3 separate regions of the Homo sapiens genome follow, and all the other regions are linked to region 1. Evidence: chromatin loops called from intact Hi-C (ENCODE). Cell type or tissue: HepG2. All regions are shown on one strand. Each heading gives the region's core, and the rest is flanking DNA. Links, peaks and the distances in the headings are about the cores only. Region 1 holds the start of LOC107985005 (a long non-coding RNA gene). Region 2 overlaps LINC00673 (long intergenic non-protein coding RNA 673). Region 3 overlaps SLC39A11 (solute carrier family 39 member 11).

Region 1 (10,379 bases), core at 990-8,989:
TCTCCTCCAGGGGCTCAAGTGGGGAGGAATCTGCTCCCAAACTCACTCCCATTGCTGGCAGTATTCAGTTCTGGCAGGTATGGGTTTAGGGACCCTGCTTCTTGCTGGCTGTGAGCTAGAGGCTTCCTTCAGCTCCTAGGGACATGGGTTTTTCCCAGCATGGCTGCTTACTGATCAAACCAGCAAGGAGAGCCCCTCGACTGAGTCAGCTAGTAAGTGAGGGTCTTATGTAATATAGCATAAGCATGGCCATGACATCCCATCACCTCTGCCATGGTCTATTGGCTCATAAACCCAGGTGGCAAGAATGGCTTCCATAGGTTCGTGGGCCTCTTTTTCATCCACCAGGATAAGCATGACACAGCAAACTACATGTGGCGATGATATGATTTTATTCTCTCTTTTGCATATTCTACACTTCAGAGTGGTACAATGAATGGATGAAAGAGATGTGTGAGCAGGGAAGGTACTGGAATCAAGGATACCCATCTGGACGGATGGGCTGTTCTGGATGAGCCCTGGGAATCCTGGCCTTCTTGCCCTCTTCTCCCTTGCGGGGTTACCACGGACCCATCTCCCAGAACTCTGGGTCAGGGCTGCGGCCAACTCTTGGTTTCTTCAAGGGCTTGAGGAACGGCATCCACATGTCCACTCTGTGTGCCCCTTTCTCTCCCACCCTGTCTGCTCTCATCAGCACAGTGGGGCTGGGCACAAAGAAGCTTCAGATTCAAGTTACCGTTTCCACATCGATACCCACTGGGAGGTGGCAGAGATGACTTCATTTTGGTCACCACCTTTATTTTGGTCCAGGAACTTTTTACAAATCAACTCCCCACAGGACCTATTCTGTGACAATGGCTATGAAAGCCTCAGTCATTGCTTGTTCTTTGCAAGAAAAAAATGGGACGGAAAGGGAATAGGAGACTTGGGGGAGACGATAACCAAAAGCCAGGATCCCACTACGATATCTACAAGAGGATATGGACCTACATGTCCCCCAAGGCTTTCAAATCTAAATATATACATAAATATTGATATACACATTTGAATATACATGTGTATAATTTATATATACATTAAAATATACTTTATGTATTAAAATATATGTATAATTATATATTTTAATATATAATTACATATTATATAATATATAATATGTATTATATGTTATATTAAAATATAAAATATATTAAAAATACATAAATATGTATGTAGTGAATAACATATATACACACACATACTACATAATCAAAACTTATAATAAAACAACAACAACAATCTTCTAAGTCAAAATTAAGCCTTAGTTTTCTTGCTTTGGGACCCAAACTTTACTAATAAGGGAGATATTGACAGAATAGATTTTTAAGTCCTCTGGCGGAGATTAAAATGGATCGTGCCCTGGAAACTAGCAAGGTTCACGAACCCCTGCCATCCGCCTTCCTGAGCTGTTTCCTTCCCCAGTGGGTTATGCCTGCTTGGGAGGAGGGGTGATGTAGGCGTGTGTGTTTGTTTAGTGTAGAATTCTTGGCAAACCTATCATGCTGGCAGGTGCTGAAAAGTAAAATCCTCTTTTTCCAATCCAGAAAAACTCCGATGCCAGCATGCCCGTTTCCCATCATCTTCCTCACAGCTCCACCAGGCAAAGAGCCATCTCTCTTAGTCCTCGGGAAACAGTGGTGGTATCTGGCTGAGTGATAGCGCTCGCAAGGTTAAAGGGAGGGTCAGGTTTGGGTGTTTTCCTCTGTGGGCTCTGTCACTGAAGATTCATTTCCCAACTGCAAAAGACAAGAATGAAAACGGGCAGATGGTTCGGCCTCCTTCTGAGGCTCAGGGTTGGGGTAGAAGAGGTGGGCTGAGGAAGCAGGAGGGAGGGGAGGTAGCGGGCATGCAGCTTGGCATCCTGGGCATCCCTATGGTGGTGTTGCTGCCACGTGCCTGGATGGACAAGCAGCATGGCGCTGGGAAAAGGCAAGATTCCTCAGGGGATCATCCTCAGAATTAGAGGCACTCAATGTGCATCTGTATAAGAGATGACAATGCCGATAGCATGGCAGATTATGATCAGCCTTGGCAGGGAGCTGCAGGCAGGGCTTTGTGGTTTGGAAAGCTGCAGCAAACAGGTAGGGCACAAGGCGCCCTCAGAAACACACCCTTCTCTTCCCAGGGCTGCCACCACCACCCACACCCAGCTTCCTCCCACCGTGAGCTCAGCTTCCATTTCCTGCCTCCTTTGACTGGTCAGGGAGGCTGGTGCCACCCATTTTGGGCCCTGAGAATATTACCCGTAACACGTGGTGCCCAGCTTTTTGCGGGCCCACTGATTTCCTGTGTTGCCCACGGCCCATTGATTGGTCAGCATCATTATCCACTTAGATTTTCTTGGCAGGTGTAGAAAGGAATTGAGCCAGCCCCGGGTGTTCGATGCTGAAATCAATTGAGAAGTAGGTTACAATCTTGCCAATCAGAAGGAAAGAGCATCTCTGCAGATGGATGTGTCTGTTACAATTCAGGTTCTGAACTGGTGGTTTTGATATTACATCTCTAATCTTAATCTCAACCAACACAACCTGCTAAGAACCAAACTAGCCAGAGGAAAAGATTAAGTAGATAACATTAGCTTGAACAATGCACCAGCTAAAAATGGAATTACGGCTCTCTCAAATAACATACAAAAGTAATAAAAATATCCTTGAGGTTTTTGGGGATGCTTTACCTTAGGGTACCAGGTGATTAAAAGAGATTGTTGCCAGCCATTATACCTGACCAGTTTGTCCTTTTATTTCTATTTTTTATTTTTTTGAGGCAGAGTCTTGCTTTGTCACCCAGGCTGGAGTGCAATGGTGTGATTTTTGGCTCATCACAACCTCAGCCTCCTGGGTTCAAGCGATTCTCCTGCCTCAGCCTCCCAAGTAGGTGAGACTACAGGTGTGCACCACCACACCTGGCTAATTTTTGTGTTTTTAGTAGAGACAGGGTTTTGCCGTGTTGGCCAGGCTGGTCTCAAACTCCTGACCTCAGGTAATACACCCACCTCAGCCCCCCAAAGTGCTGGGATTACAGGCAAGAGACACCACGGCCGCCAGGCCCAGTCTGTCCTTTTAAAACATACCTACTGCCCTGATCAAACTGTATCCCGTTTCAGGATAGTCAGCCTCCCATCTGATCACTAATTTTGTTAGACATAAGTCTGATACTACAGCAGATATATTTTGAGAGTAAATGTCACTAGGTTTTGCTCTGGAATCCTACCAAAAACGGTGAGTGCCAGCCTGGGCAACAGAGTGAGACCCCATCTCAAAAACAAGAACCAAAAACCAGTGAATGGTTTATTGTCTGACACCCACAGGAGCTCCCTCACCTTCTTACTGTCTGGTTACAAAAAGCAAAACCAAATCTGTTTTAGCCACTACAATTTCAAAGCAAGGCCAGATCTGATCATTTGCATGCATAAGTTTGTACACTCACTGATTTATTCTTTATGCTGTCTTGATCTTTAAACTGTGTTTTTGTTCAACCTTATATTATGGAGAATTTCAAACCTATGCTCAAACAAACAGAATGGTGTCATGAACCCTCATGTCCCCATCACACAGTCCAACAACCATCAACCCTTGGCCAGTCCTGCCCTATTCACTTCCCTCCTCCTCCTTGTTATTAAAAACAAACAGGCTGGATGCGGTGGCTCACAGCTGTAATCTCAGCACTTTGGGAGGCCGAGGTGGGCAGATCAGTTGATGTCAGGAGCTCGAAACCAGCCTGGCCAACATGGCGAAACCCCATCTCTACTAAAAATACAAAAATTAGCCGGGCGTGGTGGCACAGGCCTGTAATCCCAGCTACTCAGGAGGCTGAGGTAGGAGAATCGCTTGAACCTGGGAGGCAGAGGTTACAGTGAGTCAAGATCGTGCCACTGTACTCCAGCCTGGGTGACAGACTGAGACTCCGTCCCCCAAAAAATTAAAAAAAATATATAAAAAAACAAACAGACATCTTGTCATTTTATTCATAAACAGGTCAGTATGTATCTTGAGAAGGAATGGCATTCTTTTTTACATGACTCCAATACCATTATCACACCAAAAGAAGTGATACTATATAATTTACTATATAACTATAATTTACTGTATAAATTTACTATAATTTACTCTATAACTATAATTTATAGAATTTATATATTGCATATATTTTATTGCTTTCCTTTAAGTTAAACAGTGACCTTTGCCCAAAAACAACAAAATCTTACTTGATATTATTTGGCTCAAATATTTTGTATTTCTAAGGGAACGTTTGCTTTTCTGAAAACTCATTCACTAGCTCATTTCATGCCCATAATTAGGCTTGTAGGGAAGCCTAGGGAATGAGACCGAGGGACCATGGCTGAATCAGCACTAATTGTAGCTCTGAACTTGCCTTGCCCCGGTAGCGAAGGCAGATGGTGCCAGTGACCCCTCCCCAGGGGACTGCAGACTTTGAACACACACTCGTCTTCTGTCCCCTCCCTCTGTGTCGAGTGCCAAGGTCAGTCTAGGTGTCTGCAGAGGAACGGTTGTTTGCCCAAGGAAGACGCTTGTGATATTCCTGGCCTGGTGACTGGCAGTCACGTGGTGGGAGGGTGGAGGCAGGGAGGAGGTGACCGAACAGAATAGGACAGCCCAGAGTGGTTTGCAGGATGCATCAAGAAGTGCACACAATAACCTTGGCAGCATCCATGGAGGCCGCTTCCAGGTTCTTTTTGGTCACAAAATCCCCTTGCTTCTGTAAAGCCTGCCACCTTGCTGGCTACGAAGGAGGGGCGACCCTTTGCAGGCGGTGTTGCATTTGTAGGGAGTCTGATTTGGGAATTCATACTTCCAGTCTCCCTCATCCCTGGTCTGTCCCGTATGCGGTCGGGCACATGAGCCAAGGGCGCGCACTGCACTGCTTCGGTGTGTATGGTATTTGCTAAAGCCATCAGAAGAGCCCGCTGCCAATACGGGAAATGATTTTTCCTAATGCAATGCTCTCCTTGGGCTGTTTTTATGAAAATGATGTGTCGGAGTCTCTGCGGCCCCTTCACTGGCTCTGGTTGGCTTCTGGGAATGAGAGCTCAGTGGCCCCCTGGCACGGATCCCCACCCCTGGCTTTTAGAAGGCTGACTGACACATTGCGTGTCAGTTAATGCTGCCTGCTGGAAGCCTGGGGCTTTGCCGGGGACTGTGGATCATAACTTGCATTGTGTGCATCAAGGGCCCTGACAAGTGCTGATGGATTTGGCTTCCTTGCGGCTCCTGAGCCCTGGGCGGGGACAAAGGGGAGCATTGTTTGGCAGGGCAGGCCTCTGCCTGTGAACCCACTCGTTTGCCTGACGGTAGAGACAGGTGTATCACACGCTCAGCATGCCAGAGCTATGCTGGATGATCAAGATCTAAGTTTTGTTCCCCAGGGCCAGGCTTAGAGAAGCAGACATGGCCCAAGGAATGGCCCGTGGTCACTCTTCTCCCTGAAACCAGCCCCTGACTTTTCTTTTCTCTGTTTGCTCTTCTGAGCTCTGCTCCTAAAATAAGATCTTGTTAGGGAAAGAAAACAAATCTGCCCCAACTTCCTGTCCTTTGTAGCTCAGGAGGGCTAGCAGGATGCTGAGGACCCTCGCTGGGGAAGGTAAATGTGGACCACTGTTGTGCCAAGGCTGTGTCTCACCTCCTGGTTGTGCTCCACGGTGGCCCCTGTGGGAACCATTTCATGACCCTTCCAGCCTGATGCAGCCCGGTTGGGGGAATTGCATGGGTAGATCATTTTCTTGCACGTCCTAGTTTATTGCTATAGGTGCTCCAAACTATTATCATCACTTTTAAATTAAAAATTGATTTTCATTAGGCATAATAACAGATAAATGAAGTTTAGTAAGTCAAATGGCATGAAAACCATTTTTGAAGGAAGTCAGCCATGCTCTGCCCTCTACTTCCCCAACTCTGAATCTGCTCCCTGGGGGCACCTCTTTAAATTCTGACTTAGATGTTTCTTTTGATATTTACCTCCTACTTCCCAATACCATGCTCATCCTGGCATTTCTCCTTGTTTTGGTTTTAAACATTATCTATTGAATTCTTACCTGAAAACGTGAAAGTTTCCTTGGGCTTACACTGGGCTTCATGGAACTCTAGCCTTGCTAAAGCAGCTTAACCACATAAGGGTAGATGTCTCTCGTGTAACTTGAAGTACAGCAGAGGTTCAGTCTGGGTTTGGAGAAGTGACTCTGTGGTACCACTGGGGACCCCTGCCTCCTCCCATCTTTCCACTCCATAATCCTTAGCATGTGTGCCTGCCTAAATTCACACTTCCCTTCATACTAAATAAAATGACCCGGGTCAGGGACTGTGGCTCATGCCTGTAATCCCAGTATTTTGGAAGGCTAAGACAGGTGAATCACTTGAGCTCACAAGTTCAAGACTAGCCTGGGCAACATGGTGAACCCCCATCTCTACAAAAAATACAAAAATTAGCTGGGCCTGGTGGTGTGTGCCTGTAGTCCCAGCTACCTGGGAGACTGAGGTGGAAGGATGTCTCAAGCCCAGAAGGCAGAGATTGCAGTGAGTCAAGATGGCACCACTGCACTCCAGCCTGGTCGATAGAGCCAGACTTCGTCTCAAACAAAAAAAGTAAAATGACCCAGATTTTATACCAAGCTGCAACTATATCTACTATGCCCAGTATAGTAGATAGTAGGCAGAATAAGGGTCTCCTAAAAATGTCTATGTCCTGGCCGGATGTAGTGGCTCATCCCTGTAATCCCAGCACTTCAGGAGGCCAAAGTGGGAGGATTGCTTGAGACTGGGAGTTTAAGGCTGCAGTGAGCTACAGTTGCGTTACTGTGCTCCAGCCTGGATGACAAAGCGAGACCCCATCTCTATTAAAAATAAAAATAAAAACAAAAAAGATGTCTGTGTTCTAATCCCCAAAAGCTGTGATTGTCTTATGTTACATGGCAAAGGGGATTCAAGGTTGCAAATGGAATTAAGGTTGCTTACCAGCTGACCTTGAGATGGGGAAGTGACCCTGGATTTTCCCAATAGACAGATGTAATCACAAGTGTCCTTGTAAATGGAAAAAGATGGCAGAAGAATGTGAGTCAGAGTCGTACGAGGTGTGAAAGACTCAACTGGCCATTGCAAGCTTTGAAGACAGAGGAAGGAGCCATGAGTCAAGGAAAATAGGTGGCCTCTAGAAGCTGGAAGAGATAAAAAAACAAATTCTCCCCTGGAGCCTCCAGAAAAGCACTTGGCCCTGCCAAGGACACCTTGATTTTAGCCCAGTGAGACCCACTTCAGACTTCTGACCTCTAGAACTGTAAGATAATACATTTGCTTTGTTTTAAACCACTCTTCATGGTTATTTATTACAACAGCAATAGGAAACTAATATACCAACCTAAAAACTGTATTTCCCAGCCCATTGTAGCTACAGGGCGACACAATTCTGGCCAAGGAGACAAAAGCAGTAGCCTGCTGATAATTTTTCTAAGAAAGTTTTGTTTTTCTGAGGTAGAGGCTGTTCTTTTCTCATTTGCTGCATTCTTCTTCCTGCCTGGAATACAGATGAAAAGCTAGAGATGGGACAGCCACCATAGCACCATGAGGCAAGCATGAGGATGGAGTCTGTACACCAGCTTTGGTAATACAAGACAGACAGTCAGCACTGGGCACATTGGGATATCACGAAACTGTTGCGTTGTGACTGCTCCCACCGGACTTTTGTATTTGAGCACAATAAATGTCTCTTTGCTCATGGATCTGTTTTATGCCACCCTAGGCAATCCCTGAATGAAATACTCTGCTGCCAGGCTCTCCCAAATCTTCCTTTTTCTTGATTTACTCCCTCATTCTGATGGAGCATATCCTTCCATAGTTTTCTGTGGAGGAAAATTTTTTGAGAACTTGCATATTCTAAAATGTTTTTGTCACACTTGATTGATAGTTTGTTTGCTACAGACGTTTAGGTGGAAAATCAGTTTATCTTAGAAATCTGATATTATTGCTCCATTACCTTCTCATCTTGTGTGTTGCTATTGAGTTGTTCCATACTCTTCAGATTCCTTCTCTTTTGTATATGAAATTTCTCTCTCTCTCTCTCTTTCCCTGTCTCTCCTTTCCTCACCTCCTACTTCCCTCCTTTGAAGGTTATTTTATGTCTAATGAGCTGAAGTTTCATGACACAGGGTCTTGGTATGGGTCTCTTTTCAGTCATTGAACTGGGCCCCTGATCATCTATTTCAATATGGAAACTCATGTTCACTTTCTTATTTATTTCACAATTTCCTTTCCTCAATTTTTTTCTGTTCTTCTTTTGGAATTCTTATTTGTTGGATCTTGGAACCCCTGGTTTGATCTTCTTTTTCATCATTCTGTCTTACTGTTTCTCTTAAGGAATAAGAGAAACTTAGTAATTTTTAAAAGCTCTAGTTGCCATAAAATTCCTTCTTGTGGCCTTCTGTTCTTCTTTCCTGAAGGCAATTCTTTCTTCTGTCTATCCAGGGATAATAATGAAAGGAGGTCACCGTTTTTCTTTTTTTTTCTCTTTTGCTCCCTATTTTCTCCAGGTTTCTTTCTCCTTCCCTGCTCCCACCACCCCCACTGCCCCACACTATTTTCTTATTTTAGTCTCTGTCTTTCCTACTGGGAATTTTCTCCGACTGCCTGATGATGCTTGCCTCATTGAATGCTCTGGATGTAGGGGTGGAGGTGGATGGGACCAGAGAGCTGGTAAATCTCGCTGTAGGGCACTTAGAGAGAGACTCCACTTTTCACTGGAGACTCTTAAATATCACTATGTTTAGGGTTTTCTCTTGGGATGATCTATCTTACCACAGAGAAATCCAGACCGTTCTCATGGGTGGATTGTAAGTTGGTCTCTAACATTTGAAGAGCAAACTAGGTGAAGGGGCATGTAGACATTTCTTTTTTACCCCTGTCTTCTGGTCCTTGTGCTGCCCCTGCCCTATGCAGTCTCCACATCTGGACTCTCCCTGGTTCAGTTTTGTCTCCTGTTGTGGCGGATGAGGAGTTGCTTGGTGCACAGGGCAGGGATGTGCTGGGGATCCGGGAGCTCCGGTAGCTTGGTACAGATTCTCAAGGAAGCCTGCTGTTCCCTGCCCCATTGCACACACTGCTTTGGGAGACAATAGGTGACTCCATCCAATTCCTTGCATCCTGGTGTGTCAAGGTGTGGGTCGGCTACCTTGCATGGCCTCTTCCTCTGTAGTCAGTTGTGCTTCACCTTTTTTTAATCAGCTAAATCAGTTGCTGACACTTTTTTTTTCTTCTTTTTTTTTCAGGCAGTTTTTATGGTTTTGTTTAAACACAAATAAGACATGCACGTGAGCTGTGTATTCCTGTTCTTCGCTGTGCAGCCTGGCCTTGGGGTTGGTGGCTCTGAGAGCAGCTGGGCTACTCTTTCCATGATGGCTTTGCCATTTTTGGAGGAAACATTGTGAGCCATCTCAGCACAGTAAGATTTGTTGCACATCGGCAGCACTTCTAACCCCCTGACATTGTGGACCAGGAACTTCCGGAAGCCACTGGGCGGCATGTGCTTTGTTTTTTTGTTACTCCTATAACTAATGTTGAGCAGCCCTTGAACTTTCTATGAACCCTGTTGTCAGTACCTCTGGGTTTCTGCCATTTACACTTAATTTTGACATATGGATCTGACTGGTGCCAGATGAACTTCTTGGTTCTGTTTTTCACAATCCTGGGCTTCACGAGGGGTCTGAGGGTAGCCACGACGCTGAGTAGGAGATGGCTGCCACCTCCGTAGGCAGCGCCAAGGAAGAGAGAAGAGAGAGCTGCTGACTTTCAAAACCCTCTCATGTCCTCTCATCTCTCATTCTCCTTGTATTTCTGACTTTTTTTTATCTTTTAATTTTGTTTACTATCATTTCAGGGGCTTAGGGAAGGAGTGGAAAGGATCATGTTGTATTAAGCCATTCAAGCGTTGCTATAAAGAAATATCTGAGACTGTAATTTATAAAGAAAAGAGGTTTAATGGGCTCATGGTTCTGCAGGCTATACAGGAAGCGTGGTGCTGGCATTTACTCAGCTTCTGGGGAGGCCTCAGGAAGCTTACAATCATGGCAGAAGGTGAAGGGAAGCAGTCACGTCACATGGCCAGAGCAGAAGCAAGAGAGCACGGGTGGGGGGATGCTGCACACACTTAAACGACCAGAACTCATAAGACCTCACTCACTATCATGAGGACAGTACCAAGGGGGACAGTGCTAGACCATTCATGAGAAACCCACCCCCATGATCCAATCACCTCCCACCAGGCCCCACCCCTGACACTGGGGAATTACAATTTAATGTGAGATTGGAGTGGGGGCACACATGCATACTTCGTCTACCACG
Region 2 (10,379 bases), core at 964-8,963, 58 kb after region 1:
TGGGGTAGGGGGCCTTGTGAGAAAGCCTTGCCCCATCTGAGCTGCACGCGCATCAGCTGCCATGCACTCTGTCCTTTGCACAAAGAACCTCTTAATTGACATGATTGGGAGGGTAGAGAATGGAGCCTCTGTGTGGCCTTGAGGTTGGGGGGATGGGAGGATGGGAGCTGTATGTCTCATTCACTGGACTAGGTACACTGAATCTTTCATTCCTCCTTCCACATATTTCCCTCCCTTCTTGGCTTAAATCTTATGTCCATCTTAAAGAAATGGACTGGCTCCTTGGTTATATCTGTGTGGGCTGTGGTTGCATCTCTGCTTTGATGTTGCTGGATTTAATTATGGAAGATCCAATTCCCTTTTAACTTTTTTTCTCAGAAGTATAGAACTTGGGCTATGGTTTCCATTGGCTTAACTGAGATGACTTATGTGAAAGCTGTCGTATACTCTACTGTGCAATGCAAATCTAATGAATAACCAGCCCAGGAATCTCTGTTAGCTTGAGTGGACAGACAGGAGTGGAGTGGGGGCAGAGCAGAGGAGAGGAGTGGCAGCAAGGAGGTGCTTCCTCAGCGCTTCCTCCTTGGGGTCCAGAATGGGCTCTGGTCTCAACTGGTTTTTCCCTGTGACCTGCTGGGTGCTCCACTCCTTCTGGGCTGTGTCCTCCTCTTCTTCCTTCCTTATTCTCCCAATGCATGGTTAGGGATACCTGACTTGCAGCTGACATAGAATCCAGTATTCGTGTCCACTCTTAGCCCAAGTTATGCCTGAATAAACTCATCAGTGGGTTGAGTGCTAAGTCTGTTTTTGCAAACTTTTGTTTTTCATCCAATTTTTCTTTTCTTTAAACTTCCATAATACTGACAGCTATAATATCATATACTGCCATGATGGTTCCACATACATGGATCTTTTTTCTTCCGTATAGTCATAGGTGTGCACTCTGATTTCATAGCACCTGGCCTCATGCTGACTCTAGTAAAGACTTAATACAGCGGACCCTTGAACATTGCAAGGGTTAGGGATGCTGGTCCTCCGTGCAGCTGAAAATCCACATGTAACTTTGGACTTCCCTAAAACTTAACTGCTAATAGCCTCCCGTTGACTAGTAGTCTTACCAATAACATAGTCGATTAACACATATTTGGTAAGTTATATGTATTATATATTGATACAGTAGATATGTATTATATACTATCCTCTTACAATAAAGTGAGCTAGAGAAAACAATATTAAGAAAATCATAAAGAAGAGGAAATAGATTTACTATTCATTAAGTGGAAGGGGATCATCACAAAGGTCTTCCCCATCGTCATCTTCACAGTGAGTAGGCTTGGAGGGAGGAAGAGGAGGGGTTGGTCTTGCCGTCTCATGGGTGGCAGAGGCAGAAGAAAAACCACGTATCGGTAGATCCACACAGTTCAAACCTTGTTCAAGGCTCAACTGTATATACACGGCGACTCGGTGGGTTGAAGGCCCACACTGGTCTGCCATTTGATGTGGCTGTGGTGACAGTGGTGTCTGGTCAATGGGTTCTGGCTTAGTAGCCTAACCATATGGCATTGCAGAAGCAGCTTTCAGAAGATGGTATTGGTCTTTCCTTGGAGTGGTCCTGAGAATTGCAGACTTCTATCCCCTGTGGGTGGTTTTCTGTCCCCAGGAGTCCTGGTTTTTACCTAGTCTTGGCCTCCTAATTTGCCTCATGGCTTTGGGCTCATTACACCGCGTATTGGGGCCTCAGTTTCCTCTCTGTGTATCTCAGAACTACATGATTTCTTGATTACTTGGAGCAGGGAGGGTGTCTTTTTGTTTTGTTTGCCGTTTTCCACAGGTGACCTTGAGCAAGGTAGGTAAGGAGAGATGCCAGGTTGTTCTCAGTGGACACACGGCTTCCAGTTCTTTCTGCAATACAACTCGACTTCTTGGAGAAGAACTCAATTCAACATAAATGAAATCAAAATAGAAAACAGTCTTGCTGAGCAATCTTTAGAGAACATCATTTGTGATAGCTATAGCTGGGAATGTCTATTTTGTTGTGACCTTGTACCCAAATAAATTAGAGGAGTAATTGACCCTTTTTCTCCCTGAGGTTTGAGATAATTTTATTTATTTAAGGGCTTTAGGGCAGTCTGCTTGCCCCTTTCCAGAGGGGGACAGCTGGACTCAAAATGCCTTCAAAGGATCCATCTTTTAGGGCGCCGTGGCAGAGGCCCTTCACTTAGGTAAAAGTGAGATTCTTTCCTGCATGCTGGTGGGCTCCCATCCTGGATTTGGGAGCTGCAAAGCACACGTTGGTGGGAGATCCGGCTGGGAGGAGAATTCCGCTCTGCGGGGCTGCTGACCCACTTGTCACTCACTTGCTGTTAAGGCATAGAGACGCCTTGTTGTAACTGGAATTGTTCTGGGGAATGAGGAGTCCTCGCCACTCCCCCTTCTCCTTCCCGCCCTAACCTCCCTCCCCTCCCCTTAGGGGAAAAAAAAATTCCTTCCCCCTTTTCAGCATCTGTGTCTTTAAGAATTCCCTCCACTGTAGCCTCAGGACAGAGACCCTTCTGTGAGAGTGTGCTGGAGGCCTGTCCTTGGTGACACCCCGCCCCCCATATTAAAAGACCATTGGAACAAGCTCCCCATTCTCCTCTGGAGAGGGTCCCTCTGTCCCAGGCCAAGCGACTCTTAAGGGAGCGTTTATCCTGGGACACTCAGTTTACAAAGACTGCTGCAGTGTCAGATAAACTCACTCAGCCCTTCGAGGGGGGAGGGGGAGGAGAAGAACAAAACCCCCTTTATTTTCACCCCTGCAGGGAGACCAATAAAGACTTTGTGCTGGAGAGCGGGGGTCTGAGCAAACAGAAGAGGGGGGTCTGTGTGGTACTGATTTGGGGAGAGCATTATGAGTTATTATCTTATCATTTTATTTTTAGGGGAAATCTTAGCATGGGGCAGTGACTCTCGCATGAGTAAATGGTCCCAAATGACCTCCTCTCTCCTCTGCTGGCCACTGAGATGCTCTATGGCAAGTTTGTCTTGGTTTGCCAGAGAGAAGTCAGTCCCTGGTATTTTTTTCTGCCACCTATTTGGACAGGGAAATACTCACCCACTCCGCGGACTGGGCTCCAACAGTGTGTGTGTGTGTTAGACGATTTTTAGTCTAAGGGACTTTGGGTGGCTCTGCCTCATGGGATGCATTTGGTCATCTGTGTGTGTGCCCCTTTGGAGGGGGGTGTGCGGGGACCCTCCTGCCTCTGCAAGTGAGTGTCATCATCACTATCTGGAGTGGCCTTTACTGTGAATGGCCTCGAGTTGCCGTAGGTCATGTAAACCAGAGATGCCCTGTGGTTGGCCACTGGTGGGAGGAGGGATGGGATGAATGTTTGCCACTCAGTGCAGTGAGGTGTGTCAACATCTCACTTAATCCTATGAGGTCTTTGAGGAGGTAAATGGTCTCATCTTACCTGGAATGCAAGGCTCAGAGAGGGAAAGTGACTTACCTAATGTCTCCCAGAGGTGGGATGCTTGAAGTTCCAGCCCTGGGGTGTCTGATTCTAAAGGTCCTGCCTGCCGCAAAGCTGGAGGCCAGGTCGGGGGGCCCAGGGTGGCTAAAGGGGGTGGGCTGGGCTGAGGGTGGAGGTCACAGCAAGACGAAGGGCATTGCCAGGCCCTTGCCTTCCAGCAGCTGGTTAGGGTTTTGTCCTCATACCCCTGCCTTTCCCCCGGGCGCTGCTGGGGCTCTGGCACTCAGGCTCCGGTGAGGGATGGTGTGTGCTCCCGCTGGCCTGTGTCCCTTCTGGTTGTGTGTCTTTGGAGGGCTCAGTGCTCACCTCCAGGGAGGAGATGGCAGAGAAAGGCCAGAGTTTGTATAGCCCTTCACTCTGGGCTGGAAGGGAGGTGCCTGGCTGCTTCGGCAAACAAGCAAGATTTAGAAACCTGGCTGGAGCTGTGGTCAAGGGGGACCCTTCCCTGCTGGTGCCCTGGGGAGAGGAACCCTGATGCGGCTCCCAGCTGCCAATTCCTGACCCTTCTCCCATTTTCTTTCTCCCTGGAGGAGTGTTGGGCCATGGGGATTGATCTGTGTGTGTGCTGGGGGAGGAGATTGGAGAGGGACTGGCCCCCTGGGTCCCACCTCTGTGCAGCCCAGCTCTGCCTACTTCAGTTCCAAGTGTAAGGGGCCTGGAGAAGGGAGGGTGGGAGTCTGTGCTGTGGCAGGCGAGAAGGGCCTTCCCAGGCCAGCTTTACGGCTGAGTTCAGAGTTCTTGTTCACAGAGCACAGCTGCGGGGGCTGTCAGGGGCATGGACTCCCTCTATGGGCAGGAGGATATGGGCCTTTCCCCAGTCTGGCTGAGCCCACCTTATCCCATTGGAGGACTTGAGGTCCTTCCAATAAGGCCCTGCCTATAGAGTGTGAACCGGGACCATCCGAGGGGGTGATGAGATTCATCCTAAAACAATATAGAGTGGTGGAGGAGAGATGTTGGTGAAACTTGACCTCTTGCAGAAAGGGGAAGATTCTGGGCTCTGTACATGGACAACCTGCAGGAGGAAGGGGGACCCAGTCTCTGAAGCACAGTGCACTACCGAGAAAAGATGCTTCCCTGTCCGTGCAGGCACCTGGGTGCAGCAGAACAGGTACGAGGAAGAGTGGTTTGGGGAATTCAGGATGTAGCTTAAAGGGGGCTGAGTGGGAAACAAGGCATGTTCCATTCCAGTTACGTGCAGCCACAGGCACCAGTGACATGGCACAAAGGAGGGTTAAGCTGGAAGGTTTTGGGGGACAGGGAAGAGCAAATGAGAGAAGCCAGAGGTCTCGATGCCTTGGTGTGGTGGAGGCAGCAGAGGGCAATGGGGATGGGAGCGTGAGATGGGTGGTGGTGACACTAGACTTATTGGAGAAACAGCAGCAGCCCCATCTCCGATAGTTAGAGGGTGGGCTCCTGGACTGGACCAAGAGAAGGATTGACTGACTCTGTCGAGGTCCCTGCCAAGCATGGGATCCAGAATAATCCCCATGGACACTTAGAGCAGACGATGTCCACCCAATGGGGCCGACAGCAGATGGGATGGATGGGGAGGGTTCTCACTGCCAGTTCTCCCCACAATCCCTCCAATCCCAGCCACTCCTGGCAGGTGGCTGCCTCTACAGGTGTGTGCTGGCCATTTCCTTACCTTTCCATTCTGAGAACCCTCATTTCCTACAGGTGAGTGTTCAGGACCCACTTATGGCATTCTATAGAGGTTCAGTCCCGTCAGCAATAGATTGGTGATCTACAGGAGGAGGATGAGAGGGCACTGGATCCAGGGTCAGAGAATTTGAGTCTCAGTCATAGCCTCTTATTTCTCAGATCAATGATTACTTACTTATTTAATAAGAATTAATTTATTTTAGAGACAGGGTCTCACTCTGTTGCCCAGGCTGGAGTGCAGTGGTACGATCTCCACTCACTGCAGCCTCGACCTTCTGGGCTCAAGTGATCCTCCCACGTCAGCCTCCCGAGTAGCTGGGACCACAGGCATGCACCACCATGCCTGACTAATTTTTAATTTTTTTGTAGAGATGGGATCTCTCTCTGTTGCCCAGGCTGGCCTCAAACTTGTGGGCTCAAGTGATCCTCCCACCTCGGCCTCTTGGGATTATAGGCATGAGCCACTGCACCTGACTGATGATGTTGAGCAAGTTTCTCTATTTCTCTGTGCCTTTGTTTATGTCATAGGCAAAATACCAGGGATGAGTATTCTGAGGTGCTCTCCGGCTCTGTAAATAAACAACCACATGCTGTAGGCTGTACATGCCTGTGTCCTTATGAGGGTTTGGGGAGGCACGTGGACTTGTCTCCTGGTTCTTCATTTGCACCTCCCTGTGGCTCAGCTCAATACCCCCCTGGTTATAAGTCATTCTGACTCTTTGCCCTTGCCTGGAGGAGGATGGGACTCTTGCAGTGGTGGCAGTGAAAACTTGGAGAGTGTGTTGCCCCTTACAACCTCATCGAGGGCAGCAGGGGACAGGCAGAGTCAGGTTGGGTTCAGAAGTCATGAGGCCCAGAGGTGACTGCTTCCCCCCAACATCAGCCCCAAGGGGTGGCTCATGAGCAGCAGTGCTGAAGGCGAGGTCTGGGCTTGGATCAGTTGGTCGGTGCAGAGGTTGGCGGCTGCTGTCTCTTTCTGGTTTATTTCACCCCCGACAAAAGCTAGAGGCTCTGGGGAAATTGGTTTGCAGATTCATGAGCTCTGCAAGGTCAGAGCAATCCACCAGTCCCCGTCTGGACAGGATGACACACGTTTCTTGTTGCTCCTGCACACGGGTGCATCTGCATCCCACATCCAAATACTTTGGCAGAGCAAGCCCTTCTTATGAGTGATCAGCCTTCCTCGTGCGCCAGCAATCCCCTCCCAGAGCACATCTGAAGAACCTCATCAACTTGACCAGTGGGAAAAATTCAGTCTTTCCTGGCTTAACCCATTTATGCCTGAGGCTGCCATTTTTTTGAATTTCAAAAATCAGGCCTTGGTGATGACCTTGAGCAGTAGGATATAAATAACACCTACATGCTTAGCGTTCCAATAATGGAACCCTAGGCATAAATGGCTACCCCCTTTTCTATCCCTTTCATCGTTGACTTTTTCAAGGGGTGAGGAGAAACCTTCTTGATGAAAGATGTGTTTTGAAAAACTTACTGAACATCCTTCTGTTTTATCATCAGCACTGTTAATCGCCACCTTAGTATGTTCCCTTCAATTCTAGACCTGAGCCAGAGGAAGAGGCTGGGACTGTTTAAATTGGCCACCTATGATGCTGCCTCTCTCCGGGTGGAATCTTCACCTGATAACATGTGGAGGGGGGAGGCCCCTTCAGACAGACAGGTTTCTCTCTCGCCTGTTCTTTCATAGCAGAGGGAGCCGCTTAGCACAAGGGACACTTTAGATGATCCTAGGGGGATGGGAGGGCTAGTGAGTTAGTGGCAGGAGGTGGGGAGCGATGTCATTTATTAGGTCTATGAAAACAATACAGGGTTTGTCTCCTGGGTGCAGTGGTGCCCGGGGGGGCAAAGCCAAGATGGGGCTGAGTAGAAAGAAAACAAGCACAGGTCTGACGAAAATGTGGTGACCCCGAGGAGCTGGGGAAAAAAGCACCTTTGTTTAGGGAGGTCAGGGCAATGGGAGGCATTTGAGGAGGACTCTGGGAGATTTGCTGCCTCTATTCTGGGAACCTGGGCCCCGAAAAGAGGCTTGAGAAGACCAAGGAACCGAGGCTGATGGAAGTTTCCAGGGTGGCTGATCCAGCTGCTGTGCATTTCTGGGGCAGGTTTAAGGTTTAGAGGAGCCACTTCCTTATCAGCCCTGTTCCTTGAGGGTGGCCCGAGAGAGGATCACACTGGAGTGTCCAGGGGGTGGGGAGGGAGGATGATGGAGGGGACTGTTCTGATGTGGGGGCTCCTGATGGGCTATGGTTTTGCTTCCTGCTAAGGCTGCCTGGATGATCTGGCCCTGGGGCAGGGAAGCCCCAAGAGCCTTGAGTCAGGCCCCATGAAATGTGGGGTGAAGGCACTCACGGGGTATGGTGCCCAGGACCCCCTCCCCTGGTCACACTGTATCCATGGGCGAAGGCATTCACAGGTGCAGTGCCCAGGAGCCCTTCCCCTGGTCACCATGGACCCTGCAAGTGAGTGGAGGCTGCATGAGGAGGCAGACACCTTCCTGCTGGAGTGCTTCCTTCCTGAGACCCTCAGAGACCACCTTCTGAAAACACCCCACATTTTCACTTGGCCCCTGCTGTCCCCTGTGGATGTGTGTCCCCAAACCCAGGGACTCACTTTTACTTCTTTTTTATCAGAAGGGCTTATAGGTGTGTGTGTGTATGTGTGCTGTGTGTGCTGGGATGGTCTTGGAACGCGGAGTGTGCCCATCGGTGCCTGCCACTTGTCTCTCTCTCTCTTTTTTTTTTTTTGAGACGGAGTTTTGCTCTTGTCACCCAGGCTGGAGTGCAATGGCACAACCTCCGCTCACTGCAACCCCCACCTCCCAGGTTCAAGTGATTCTCCTGCCTCAGCCTCCCGAGTAGCTGGGATTACAGGTGCCCGCCACCATGCCCGGCTGATTTTTTTGTATTTTTAGTAGAGACGGGGTTTCACCATGTTGGCCAGGCTGGTCTTGAACTCCTGACCTCAGGTGATCCACCTGCCTCAGCCTCCCAAAGTGCTGGGATTACAGGTGTGAGCCACTGTGCCCGGTCCACTTGTCTCTTTTTGGCAGAAACGCTGCCCTCATTGGCCGAAGCCTGGAGTCCTTGGTGAATTTTTCCTTGGTCACATGATATACACTGATAAGGACTGCGCCAGGCATGGCACCCGAGGGAAGAGTGGCACCCCCACCTTTGGTGAGGTTCTCCATGCAGGACGGTGCCCTGAGTGGTGTAGGAGGCCCTGTGCCGGGTGAGCCTGCCAGCAGGAGTCATCGGACAATGTGGTTGCCAGGTGTGGCCGCTCAGCTCCGACCAACTCCGAACCTGTGTGGTCAGAATCACACAGGACAAACCAGGGGCCTGTTTAGCCCCTTCAGGCTGCCTCTGATGGGAGAGAGGCTGGATGCATATTCTGAGAAAGTGGTTCTGTGTTATTGAGGTTGTTATGACCTAGGCTACAGTTGAAAGTCATCTCTAAGCACTTATAGTAGTATTTGCTAATCACAGTATTGCTAACACAATAGCCCATTCTGTGTTCCAAGCACTATCCCACCAACACACGGCTCACGTACAGACACACACGCACACATACGACACTCATTTTTTTTTTTTTTTTGAGATTGAGTCTCACTCTGTCACTCTGTCACCCAGGCTGGAGTGCAGTGGCGCAATCTGGGCTCACTACAACCTCCGCCTCCTGGGTTCAAGTGATTCTCATGCCTCAGCCTCCCGAATAGCTGGGATTACAGGCGCCCGCCACCACGCCCAGCTAGTTTTTGTGTTTTTAGTAGAGACGATGTTTTACCGTGTTGGCCAGGCTGGTCTTGAACTCCTGATCTCAAGTGATCAGCCCGCCTCGGCCTCCCAAAGTGCTGGGATTATAGGTGTGAACCACGGTGCCCGGCCCTACAACACTCATTTATTCCTCGCAAGGACCCTAAGAGGTAGGCATTATTATTATCTCTAATTTACAGATGAGGAAACTGAGAGAGGGCAAATGACCTGTCACAGAGCACACAGCTATTAAATGGGCCACTCAGCCCCAAACCCAAGCCCTTGGCTCCAGGCTGTGCTCTCACACAAGGCAATGTTGCCTGTGACCATGCAGGGCTGCTCTGGGCCCCACGTTCCGTGGTCTCGCAGGTGTTCTGTACCTGCCAGGGTTCGCTGTTGGGATCCTGTTTCACAGTGGCAGAGGGGAGGCCTACAGAGTCAAATGACTTGGCTCAAGGTCACCCTCTGCCTGGCTTGGCTGCATCAGCTCTGCAGCCGGGGACTCCCTTCCACAGCCTAGTGGTGTGGTCCCTGCTACCTGTAAGTGTGCCATCTTGCCAGTTTCTAGACCATCCAAGTTGCATTTTGTTGCATTTGCAGGAGAGCCTGGAGAAGTCAGCAGATCCATCCTCATTTCCCAGCCCAGAGGGTGGTGGTCTAAGGGGGCTGTTCTTCCCGGTCTGGGGAGGGGGCTCTGTGCGCTGCTGCTTCTCCCCTCTCCCGGGCGGCTCAGGCCCCACGGCCTCCCTCCCCAGCTGGCCGTATTGACTCTGGCCGCCCGCCAGCCCCTCCTCCTGGGCATTGTACCACCGGCTGATGCGATTTTCCTTTTCCTTTTTTCCCCACCTCATTTTTCATGTATGATGACCCTGGAGGTTTGTTTTCAACATCAGGCTCACGAAGACAGCCCACTTAGGCTAAGACAGATGCCAGTGGGACCTTTTTCTTCCCTGAAGGAAACGGCCCTTATCTTCCCTATTAACTGTTCGGGGTCTGAGCCCCTTAGCTGGGGCCTCCCGCATTGTTTCCGAGGGGGACTCAGAGCCGAGGAGGGAGGAAGGAGAGTAGATGTTGCCCTGGGCTAGGCTTGCCATCTTGAGCTGTGGAGTCTGGGAGGTTGTCTTTTCTCTTTTTTCTTTTTCTTTTTTCTTTTTTTTTGAGACAGAGTTTTGCTCTTATTGCCCAGGCTGGAGTACAGTGTCGCGATCTTGGCTCACTGCAGACTCTGCCTCCTGGGTTCAAGCGATTCTCCTGCCTCAGCCTCCCAAGTAGATGAGATTATAGGCACCCGCCACCATGTCCAGCTAATTTTTTGTATTTTTAGTAGAGATGGGGTTTCGCCATGTTGGCCAGGCTGGTTTCGAACTCCTGGCCTCAGGTGATCCACCTGCTTTGGCCTCCCAAAATGCTAGGATTACAGGCGTGAGCCACCGTG
Region 3 (10,379 bases), core at 696-8,695, 53 kb before region 1:
TACCCAGGAGTGGAATTGCTGACTTATATGGTAATTCTGTGTCTCTTCTCCCCACTTTTCAAAACTGCCCCATCGGGCCTTCCATGACCTCTATAGCTGCACATAGACCCAGCTGAACGCTTTCAAACAATTACTTTCAAGGGGCTGGTTAATTTCTTAGAAAAGGCAAATCCTCCTCCCTATCTTGGGAGAGTGAGCGGAGGTGAGATTTTATCTTCTCGACTGCATTTAGAACCACTTATTAACGCTCTAGCATGAAACTGAGTACAGTCGAGCATCGGGCCAGCCACCTACAAGGCTGTCACTGTGCAGAGGACACCAAATATTTACCGGATTTTTGATTGGCAAGGGGCTCGGGAGGGGTCCATGGCACAGGAGACAGGACAGGGATGACTGGCTGGCCCACCTCAGGTACCTGCTCCAAGAGGGGCCCTGGGCAGTGTGGGGGGAAACAGAACACCAGTTGTCTTGGGGAGTAGAGGTACCCAGAGCCTGCGGGGTGTGAATAGACAGATGTCACAAATCACCTTGGTATTTGCACCTGTTGAACAAAGTCAGAGCTAGAGTAGCTGCAGCCATATTTCTGGAGTCCCCAGAGTCTACCCACCAGGGGGAACCTGACCTTTCTCACCTCTTCTTGGACCCCTCTACATCAGAGACAGCAATTTGGTTCCAGGGATTTGCACAGACCAGTTGATGCCCACTGAAGCGAACCCTTTCCCCTGAGGTCCTGCTGCTACATTAAGTTTGCCTGGAACTATCCCTTACCCTATGTGAAGTAATTTGACGACTGGAAACTACTGTGAAAAGTATATGTGAACTGCTCATGCCCTAAGGATCTCCCATTGCCACCTGAAGTCCTGTTAAACTTGGGGAGCCATGGGGGACACATGGGGAGCAGCCACTGCATCCTCCACTTCCTGAAGAGGATCGCTCAGAGGAGGCATTTGTCCCCAGTGGAGGGCAGCTGAAGGCACACATGGTATGGCCTGGCAGTCGCCAGTTGGCCTCGCCTGGACTGAGGGGGTTGTCCAGCATGACACGGCTGCAGGGTTTCCAGGTAGAGAAGCTGCATTATTTGCCTGGAAAATATTCACATCTCTCTCCTGCCATAATGCTTGGCCACTGGGCCCCCTCGTAGCCTGGCACCAGCTTCTAGCTCCAACAATGACTGTATTTTGTACTTCCTCTGTGCCCTTCATTCAGGTATCTTAGGCCCTATTCTTGTTCTGCCGGGTGCCTGCAAAGTACAGCTTCCTCATTCAGAGCAGAAACGGGCCTGTACAGGCCCAGGATAGCTCTGTGGCATCAAAGCACACTTGTCTTCCCTGAAGTTCGTAGTCGTTAATCAGCCCAGAGCATTTGACAGTCAGCTCAAGTGGCCTCCAGAGCTGCTGGGTTCTTTCCTGTTTGTCCCCGGCTTGGGTCATTCAACTGGAGTCATGCAATCCTTACATACAAAGGGACCCTCTGGTGTCGTTGGCTGTCAGTGGGGCACTCCGAGGTTCAAATTATGGCTCTCCAGGAGGTGTGTGGCCTTGGAGATGTCACTGTATGCCACAGAGCCTCAGTTTCTGCATGTGAAAAATTGGAATAATTATGCCTACTTGGCAAAGATTTTGCAGGTTCAACAATAGAACCTATAGAGCATCCAGCCGGGTCTTGGCATATGCTTGTTGGTCAAAGGCGGCTGCTGCCAGGATTTTGTCAGCTTCAACACTATTAGCATGATGGACCTTCCCTACTCCATGCCTCCTCCTCACAGGAGTCTATTTGCCCCACATCTTAGGATCTCTGTATTTTCAGCAATGGTTTTCAAACAGCCTCCCACAGAGTTCTACAGTTTATGGTGGGTGTGAGGAGCAAAGCTTTGCTCTCATCTGTTTTCAATATTATGCTCCTGGCCAGGCGCGGTGGCTCACGCCTGTAATCCCAGCACTTTGGGATGTCGAGGCAGGTGGATCAAGAGGTCAGGAGATCGAGACCATCCTGGCTAACATGGTGAAACCCCATCTCTACTAAAAATACAAAAAATTAGCTGGGCGTGTTGGCACGCGCCTGTAGTCCCAGCTACTCGTGAGGCTGAGGCAGGAGCCGGAAGGCGGAGGTTGCAGTGAGCCGAGATCGCACCATCGCACTCCAGCCTGGGCAACAGAGCGAGACTGTCTAAAAAAAAAATGCTCCTACCCAAGAGTTTGCCAGCCTGGGCAACGTAGTGAGACCCTGTGTCTACAAAAATTTTTTAAAAAAACTAACCAGGCATGATGGCATACGCCTGTAGTCCCAGCTACTTGGGAGACTGAAGTGGGAAGATGGCTTGAGCCTAGGAGTTTGAGGTTATAGTAGCTGTGATTGTGCCACCAAACTCCAGCCTGGGTGACAGAGCATGACCCTGTCTCAACAACAGCAACAAAATTAAAACACTTAAAAAAAAGGACTTTATTTGAAGAAAAGAATTCCCCTCCTGATTAATTTGGAAAATAGCTATTCGGAAGCCTCTTGGGAGTCTGTATATTTCTTTAGCATGTCTAGGTGATGACTAGCAGGTGACACAAGCATGCTCTTCCTTTAATGGCAAGTGGCAGAGGGATGGATTAAATGACCTGTGGTGGTCCCATTACGCCCCTGTTTAGAAGATACTCTAATTTAAATCTTTTACTGCAAGGGAAGCCCATTTAATAGGGAATCTGCTGGCAGTCTCTTTTTTCATAGGCCCCTTATAAACTTGAACATATGCCCTGATTCCTGCCTGTGGAGCACACGCTGAGGCTAGCATGTCGTTGGGCCATAGCTGGGCATTCACAGCAGCAGGTTGGGGAAGAGACGGGCAGAGGCCTGGCCCTGAGACTCAGCCCCCTCACTGGACAGAAGAACAGTTTTAGATGTTGAGAGGGAGCTCCACCTGCCAAGCAGAGGGGGGTCTGGAGGGAAGGGCCCAGGCAGGGTGTGGTGCACCTGTCTTTACTATCACGAACGAGCCAAGAGCCATGCTGGGTAAGGAGACGGGTGGAGCGGGACAGCAGTGGGATCCCGAATCAGGCACTGTTTGAAAGTGCAGGCAGACCCCAGTCAGCTTCTGGAAGGTCTGTCGCCACATAGCAAGACTCCTGACACTGGACGATGGCTCAGAAGCAGGGATGAGGCTCCAATCCTAGGAAAGCACAGCATCTGGCTGGAAGCATGCCAGCAACAGACCTGGGGGACAGGGACTCGTCCAAGCCCAGGAAAAAGGCAGATAGAGATACTGTTTGCAGAACAACAAAGAACAGATGTTGAGTGTCACATTATGGGTTGAGGAAAACCCCTAAGTGTACCTTGTGATAAGTCCAGATTGGTCCTAGGGACAAGACCAAGCCTGCAGATGGAGGTCAAGGGTCAAGAGGTCCACCTGTCAATAGATTTTTTTTTTTTTTAAGACAGAGTCTCAGTCACCTAAGCTGGAGTGCAGTGGTGGGATCATAGCTCACTGCAATCTTCATCTCCTGGGTTCAAGCAATTCTCCTGCCTCAGCCTCCTGAGTAGCTGGGATTATAGGCGTATACCACCACGCCTGGCTAATTTTTGTATTTTTGGTAGAGACAGGGTTTCATGTTGCCCAGGCTGGTCTTGAACTCCTGACCTCAAGTGATCCTCCCACCTCGGCCTCCCAAAGTGCTGGGATTACAGGCATGAACCACCACGCACAGCCCACCTGTGGATAGATCTGATGCAGAGGTTGGAAATTGGGCTGTTTCAAAATCAGAAAATGTCCCTGTATTCCTAAATCATTCCCTAATCCTAGATGACCATGTTGCATCTGTGTGTTGCATGGAAAGCCAAAGAAAAAGTATGAGGGGGACCTGGTAAAAACCCAGGTCAGATGAAAACTGACCTTTGCCACGTTCCTGAGATGAATCCTTTTGGGGCTTATTGTGTTTGAAGTAAAATTCAAGTTCACTCTCCCCATCACTTACTAGACTCCAGATACACAGGACTTCAAGTTTCTTGAACACACAAAGATCCTGCCCATCGCTGGGCCTCGTTCTTGTTCTTTCCTCTGCACAGAAAGTTATTTTGCCCTCAACCGCCCCTCCCCCTTTAATTCTTCAGATCTCAATTTCAGTTGCAGTTGCACCTTTTCAAAGAGTCCGCCTCTAAACACCCTTCCTAAACGAGGTCCTCCCCTGAAATTCTCCATCAGCTCCCAAAGGTGGCCTCCTTCGTAGCATCGGAGCAGAGTGTCCAGCGTGGGGGTATCTGTTTGCATACCACCTGTCTGCTCCCAAACTTCCTAAGAGCCTGGCCCTGTCTCATTCACCCCTGTGTCCCCGGCACCCAATTTGGGCCTTGGCATGTAGGAATGCTTAATAAATTGTTACCAACTAAATGGACGAACATCTACTCAGTGGAGTTGAATCGATGATCATTTCCCTGCTCAGCACCATTTGTATCTTGTGTCTGGCCCATTCTGAATTGGTTCAGCTGGGATCAGACGGAACCAAAAGTTCTGCAGGATGATTGCCACATGGCCTATGAGCTTAACGTGTCATCAGAACCCCCGGGGGGCCTGAGACAAACTTGTGTGCCCAGATATGCTGACAACTTCAAGCCATTGGGCACCCACACAGAGCACCAACAAATGCAGAGCCAAATGCTTTCTCTTGTAGCTACACTCTGAGGAAGCTCACCCCTCCACTCCCCAGCTCTCTGATGACACCGTAGTCCCCTTCTGCAAACAGAGTGAGCCTCAGTCAGGGACCACATCTGTGATTTGAAGCAGGAGAGAGACTCACCAAAGTCATAATCATGGGGGTGGATGATAGTGGTGGCCGCGATAAACCAGCTGCCAAATAGAGTTTGGGGACAGTGTTAAGGTCCCTTGATCTGGGGAGTCTCTTGAAAGCCTCCCAAGGTTTACAGTTGCTTCTTGGGGTCTAGAGGAAAGCACGATGCGTTATCCTTGGTCACTGTGGTCGGTGCTAGCAGGGCACGCCTGCCCAAACCTGGGACAGTGGCTGTGTCAGTTTCCCTGGTCGGAGAGAAAGGTCCTCTGTCCTGGCTTGTAGGCTCATTAGTGTTTGCTGCTCAATTTTATGATGTGTTACTTACCTTGTAAATTGTCTGCCTGTCCCACGAGCCTGGGCAAAGCCTCCAGGCCACAAGCTGGACACTTGTACCATTGACTTTACTAGGCTATGGTGCTGTAAATGTGCTGCTGACCTCTGGTATGGTGAGCCCAGGTGCCTCCGGGCAAGGGAGTGGGTTACGGGAACCCAGTCTCTTGACTCATGAGCTGTCCAGGGAGCCTACGGATAATCATCGTAAACTGCTAACAGACCTGGGGAAAGAGCCCTGTGGCTCCCCAGGGGCCAGAAGGAGAGCAGAAAAACCTCTCTGGTGAGTCACTGCAAATATTTACCCTTGAAAGTTTGATTGCAAAATCTTCTAAGCACTTGAATAGCCCTTCCCCTGGGACTTAAAGAGCCCCTCCACTAGCAGGAGTCAGATGGGTAGTGTTGGAAAAGGGTCAGGCAGGGTGATTCCCCCCTTTCAAAAACAGCCTGGGAAGAGCCCCAAGCTGCCAGACTGCCAAAGGAACCCAGGGGCTTAGACTTCTCTAGGAAAATGTAAGTGATGGAGTCCCAGGATTCCCAGCTCTCTCGGGGGACCTGTCTAAGAGCACATCTGACTTTGAGCTGCACTTTGGTTTTTTGGCTCTGTCTTTAGCTAAAGAGTTTTCTACGAGATCAACCCTTTGACTCTTGGTTGGAGCTTTTATGGCACAAGTATTGGGTGTGTAATCCCCTGTTGACCTCACTACTGCCAGAATCAGCCTCAGGCCAGGCGCAGTGGCTCACACCAGCACTTTGGGAAGCAGAGGCGGGAGGATCACTTGAGCCTAGGAGTCCGAGACCAGCCTGGGCAATATAGTGAGACCCCTGGCTCTACAAAAAATTTAAAAATTAGCCAGGTGTGGTGGTGTGTGCATGTAGTCCCAGCTACCCTAGGGGCTGAGGTGGGAGGATCCCTTGAGCACGAGAGGTTGAGGCTGCAGTGAGCCGTGACTGTGCCACTGCACTCTAGCCTATAGGAGATGGCGAGACCGTGTATCCAAAAAAAAAAAAAAAAAAATTAGTCTCAAGGAAATGGGGCAGCAAAACCAATGCAAATCATGACATTGGATCTATTTCTTCCTTCTTCCATGGGGGTGTATACTTTATCCATTTTTCGGTTCATCCTTCCTTCTTTCCTTCCATAGAGGATCTATTGAGAACCAGCTACATGGGAAAGTCTGAGTGGGCCTTTTACCAACAGTTACCTGTAGTAAATTAGAATGTAGGGGGCACCCAAAACATTCTGCATGAAGCAGCACCTTCAGAAGCCACTGATACCTTGCCACATGACAGTAAAGGTGCTGTGAGTGACAGTTCCTCTTGTAGATGCCAGTTTGCAGGAGGACTCAAAAGAGGTGCAAGTGGACAGTTTCCATTTTTCTTTGGTTTGCTGGCATTTTTGTTTTTTGTTTGTTTGTTGACAAAATGGGTGCCTCAAGATAATGTTCTAGGTCTTAGATTATTCAGATGGGAGAAGATGTGAACTTTTATCCTGTCCTAAAGATTGACTCATAAGTCAGACAGTTATATAAATAAAGGACTGATAAGAAGATAGTAGAGTCTCCACGTGAATCAGCAGCTTCCTTTACAGTGGAAACCACTTCATGATTGGAGGTGAAGAGCTGATGGTTACAGGACAGCCTCCCACAGAAATCATGGAGGCTTGGAGCTAAAAGAGACCATGAAAAGTTTTTTTTGTGGGGGTCAGTGAGTTTCTCATAGTCCAGCTGGGAAGAAGTTCAAAACCACCTGTCTTGCCCACAATCAGCTGTGCTTACCAGCTCACTACATTGACCCTTGGATAATGTGGGGCTTGGGGGCACCGGCCCCCTCCCCACACAGTCAGTTCCATTTAGTCAATTACACGTATAACTTTGGACTCCCCAAAAAATTAACTGCTGATAGCCTACCGTTGACCAGAAGCCTTACCAATAGCATAAACAGTCGATCAACACATATTTTTTATATGTATTATATACCAGCAGTCTCCAACCTTTTTGGTACCAGGGACCGGTTTCATGGAAGACAATTTTTCCATGGACTGGGGTGGGGGGAGGGATGGTTTCGGGATGATTCAAGCACATGACATTTATTGTGCACTTTATTTTTATTACAATCACATTGTAATATGTAATGAAATAATTATACAATTCCCCATAATGTAGAGGAGCTTGTTTTCCTGCAACTAGACCGTCCCATCTAGGGGTGATGGGGGACAGTGACCGATCATCACAACGTAGGTCCCTTGCATGTGCGGTTCACGATAGGGTTCGTGCTCCTCTGAGAGTCTAATGCTGCCGCTGATCTGATGGGAGGCGGAGCTCAGGTGGTAATGTGAGTGATGGGGAGTGGCTGTCAATACAGATGAAGCTTCGTTCGCTTGCCTGCCGCCCATCTCCTGCTGTGCAGGCCCAGTTCCTAACAAACCATGGACCAGGTCAGGTCTGTGGCCGAGGGGCTGGGGACCCCTGTTATATACTGTATTCTTACAATAAAGTAAATGAGAAAAAAGAAAATATTATTAAGAAAATCCTAAGGAAGAGAAAATATATTTACTATTCATTAAGTGGAAGTGGATCATCTTCACACTGAGTTCGCTGTGGAGGAGGAGGAAGAGGAGGTATTGGTCTGGCTGTCTCTGGGGTGGCAGAGACAGAAGAAAATCCACATGTAAGTGGACCTGCACAGTTCAAACCTGTGTTGCTCAAGGGTTGTTGTTCAACCCCTCGTTGTTTCAGAATGTGAAAATGTCTGCAGGGAAAATGGTTATTTCTCGCTTGTGGCTAGATGTCTGCGGCTGTGATAGGGAGAAGAGCAGGAGCAAAAGAGATGAGGAGAATGCAATTCGTGACTTCTCTCCTTCCCCCTGCCACCAGCCTCCACTGGTCTCTCTCCTGGACTATTGTCACCTCTGGCCACTCCTGCTTCCCTCCAACTTTCCACCCACAGCAGCTATAGCCAATGCTTAGAAACACAGTTCTAATCATGCAGCTCCTCACTTACATGGCCTCTAGCTGCTCCTATGATGCTCCTAAGCATGAAATCCTTAGCCTGTGACTCAGCAATTCCACTCCTCAGAGTAGGCCCAACATCACTGAAAACAGGCATTCAAACAAAAACATGTAGACCGGGTGCTGTGGCTCACACCTGTAATCCCAGCACTTTGGGAGGCCGAGGTGGGCGGGTCACCTGAGGTCGGGAGTTCAAGACCAGCCTGGTCAACATGGTGAAACCCAAAAAAATTACCTGGGCATGGTGTTGTGTGCCTGTAATCCCAGCTACTCATGAGGCTGAGTCAGGAAAATCACTTGAACCCGGGAGATGAAGGTTAACAATGAGCCAAGATTGTGCTACTGCAATCCAGCCTGGGCAACAGAGTGGGACTCCATCTCAAAAAAACAAACAAAGAAACCGAAAACGTGTACACCACTGTTCACAGCAGCATTATTTACAATAGCCAGAAGGTAGAAACAACCCAAATGTCCATCAGTGGATGAATGGATAAGCAAAATGAGACATACCCATACAATGGAATATTGTTCAGCTGTAAAAGGAAAGAAGTACTGATACAAATACATGATTCAATATGGATGAACCTTGAAACATTTTGCTAAGTGGAAAAAGCCAACACAAAAGGCCACATGCGTGTAGTTTTATTTATTGTATTAGTCTATCCTCACACTACTAATACAGACATACCTGACATTGGGTAATTTATAGAAGAAAGAGGTTTAATGGACTCACAGTTCCACATGGCTGGGGAGGCCTCACAATCATGGCGGAAGGCAAATGAGGAGCAAAATCATGTCTTACATGGCAGCAGCAAGAGAGTGTGTGTGGGGAAACTGCCCTTTATAAAACCATCAGATCTCATGAGACTTATTCACTATCATGAGAACAGCATGGGAAAGACCTACCCCCATGATTCAATTACTTCCCACCAGGTCCCTTCCGTGACATATGGGAATTATGGGAGCTACAATTCAAGATGAGATTTGGGTGGAGACACAGCCAAACCGTATCATATTCATGTGCTGTCCTGAGTGGGCAGATCCATAGAGACAGAAGCAGAGTCATAGTTGCCAGGAGCTGAGGGCGGTAGGGGTGGGGAGTGACTGCTAATGGGTATAGCATTTGCTTTTGGGTGATAAAAATGTTCTGGAACTAGATTGTGGTGATGGTTGCACAACACTGTGAATATACACTAAATACCACTGAAATGTACACCTCATAAATGGTTAAAATGCTGAGTTCTATGTTATATTAATTTTACCACAATTCTTTTTTTTTTTTTTTTTTTTTTTTTTTTTGAGACAGAGTCTCACTCTGTCGCCCAGGCTGGAGTGCAGTAGCTCGATCTTGGCTCACTGCAACCTCTGCCTCCCAGGTTCATGTGATTTTCCTGCCTCAGCCTCCCAAGTAGCTGGGACTACAGGCATGCGCCACCACGCCCAGCTAATTTTTGTATTTTTGGTAGAGACAGGGTTTCACCATGTTGGCCAGGATGGTCTCGATCTCTTGGCCTCGTGATCCGCCCACCTTGGCCTCCCAAAGTGCTGGGATTACAGGCGTGAGCCACCGTGCCCAGCCAATTTTACCACAATTCTTTAACAAATCCTTAACGTGTCCTCTAAGCCCACCTCCCACCAGGCCATCCTCCACCTGCCACCCAGCCCAATCAAGATCAATACCTCCTGCAACATGTCTCTACACACGTTGGCCCCTTTGCCTCCAGTGGGTCTTCAACTCCTTACCTGGCCAGCTTCCTCCAGGAGCCCTTGAAGAAGCCCGAGGTGGGCGCGGCTGTCTCTATTCAAGTTCCAATAGCTGCTGCCTTCCTCCTGCAGAACAGGTTCCCTGGGGGGTTAGTGCCTTTCTCTGTGTCTGCGCATCTCAGACTCTGAGCAGCCAGAGGACAGGGATTCAAGCACTATTCTTTTATTTTATTTTTAATTGATAGGTAATTGTTGTCTATATTTTTAGCATACCTGTAGACACTGTGTAATGATCAAATCAGATTAACTGAGATACCCATCACAGCAAACGTTTATCTTTTCTTTGTACTGGGAACATTACAATTCTTCTCTTCTACCTATTTTGAAGCATACAATAAATTACTGTTAACTATAATTTCCCTACTATACTGTCAAATACTAGAATGTGATCCTTCCATCTTACTGTATTCTTACTGTACCCCTTAACCCACCTCTTGATCACTCTTCTCCTCTCTTCCCTCCCCAGCCTCTGGTAGCCACCATTCTACTCTACCAGCATGAGATCAACTTT

Evidence for each region. Hi-C counts contacts between places; a loop is a spot of excess contacts. Peaks named below come from ENCODE experiments on the same cell type or tissue, not always from the same donor. Only the 100,000 strongest peaks of a DNase experiment are listed, where the experiment ranks them.
Region 2: it touches region 1 in a loop (2.2-fold over the local background); 7 of 110 quality-filtered maps call a loop at or near these places.
Region 3: a loop joins it to region 1, with 8 times the contacts of the local background. A loop is called at or near these places in 3 of 110 quality-filtered maps.

Annotation. Positions count from the first base shown.
Region 1 is chr17:72,626,607-72,636,985 of GRCh38, reverse strand. All of the region lies in intron 2 of LINC00511 (long intergenic non-protein coding RNA 511), which reads left to right. It overlaps LOC107985005 (a long non-coding RNA gene), which reads right to left and starts at 7,354. Exons shown (of 3, transcript XR_001752991.2): 1 at 7,005-7,354; 2 at 2,283-2,424; 3 at 1,306-1,775. It also overlaps the pseudogene RPL32P33. In HepG2, for the core only: a CTCF peak has its summit at 5,009; DNase peaks (open chromatin) are centred at 3,615, 4,525 and 5,255; H3K4me3 peaks cover 1,606 bases.
Region 2 is chr17:72,568,732-72,579,110 of GRCh38, reverse strand. The region is part of intron 1 of LINC00673 (long intergenic non-protein coding RNA 673); the gene reads left to right. Among named protein-coding and RNA genes, the nearest start is that of LINC00673, 19 kb to the left of the region's middle. RefSeq lists a silencer at 6,867-7,161. In HepG2, for the core only: a CTCF peak has its summit at 4,270; DNase peaks (open chromatin) are centred at 2,680, 3,370, 6,970 and 8,673.
Region 3 is chr17:72,679,066-72,689,444 of GRCh38, reverse strand. All of the region lies in intron 7 of SLC39A11 (solute carrier family 39 member 11), which reads left to right. Among named protein-coding and RNA genes, the nearest start is that of LINC00511, 44 kb to the right of the region's middle. RefSeq lists an enhancer at 2,487-2,987. In HepG2, for the core only: no CTCF peak of the experiment used is centred there; DNase peaks (open chromatin) are centred at 4,694, 5,364, 6,664 and 8,140; H3K4me3 peaks cover 1,127 bases.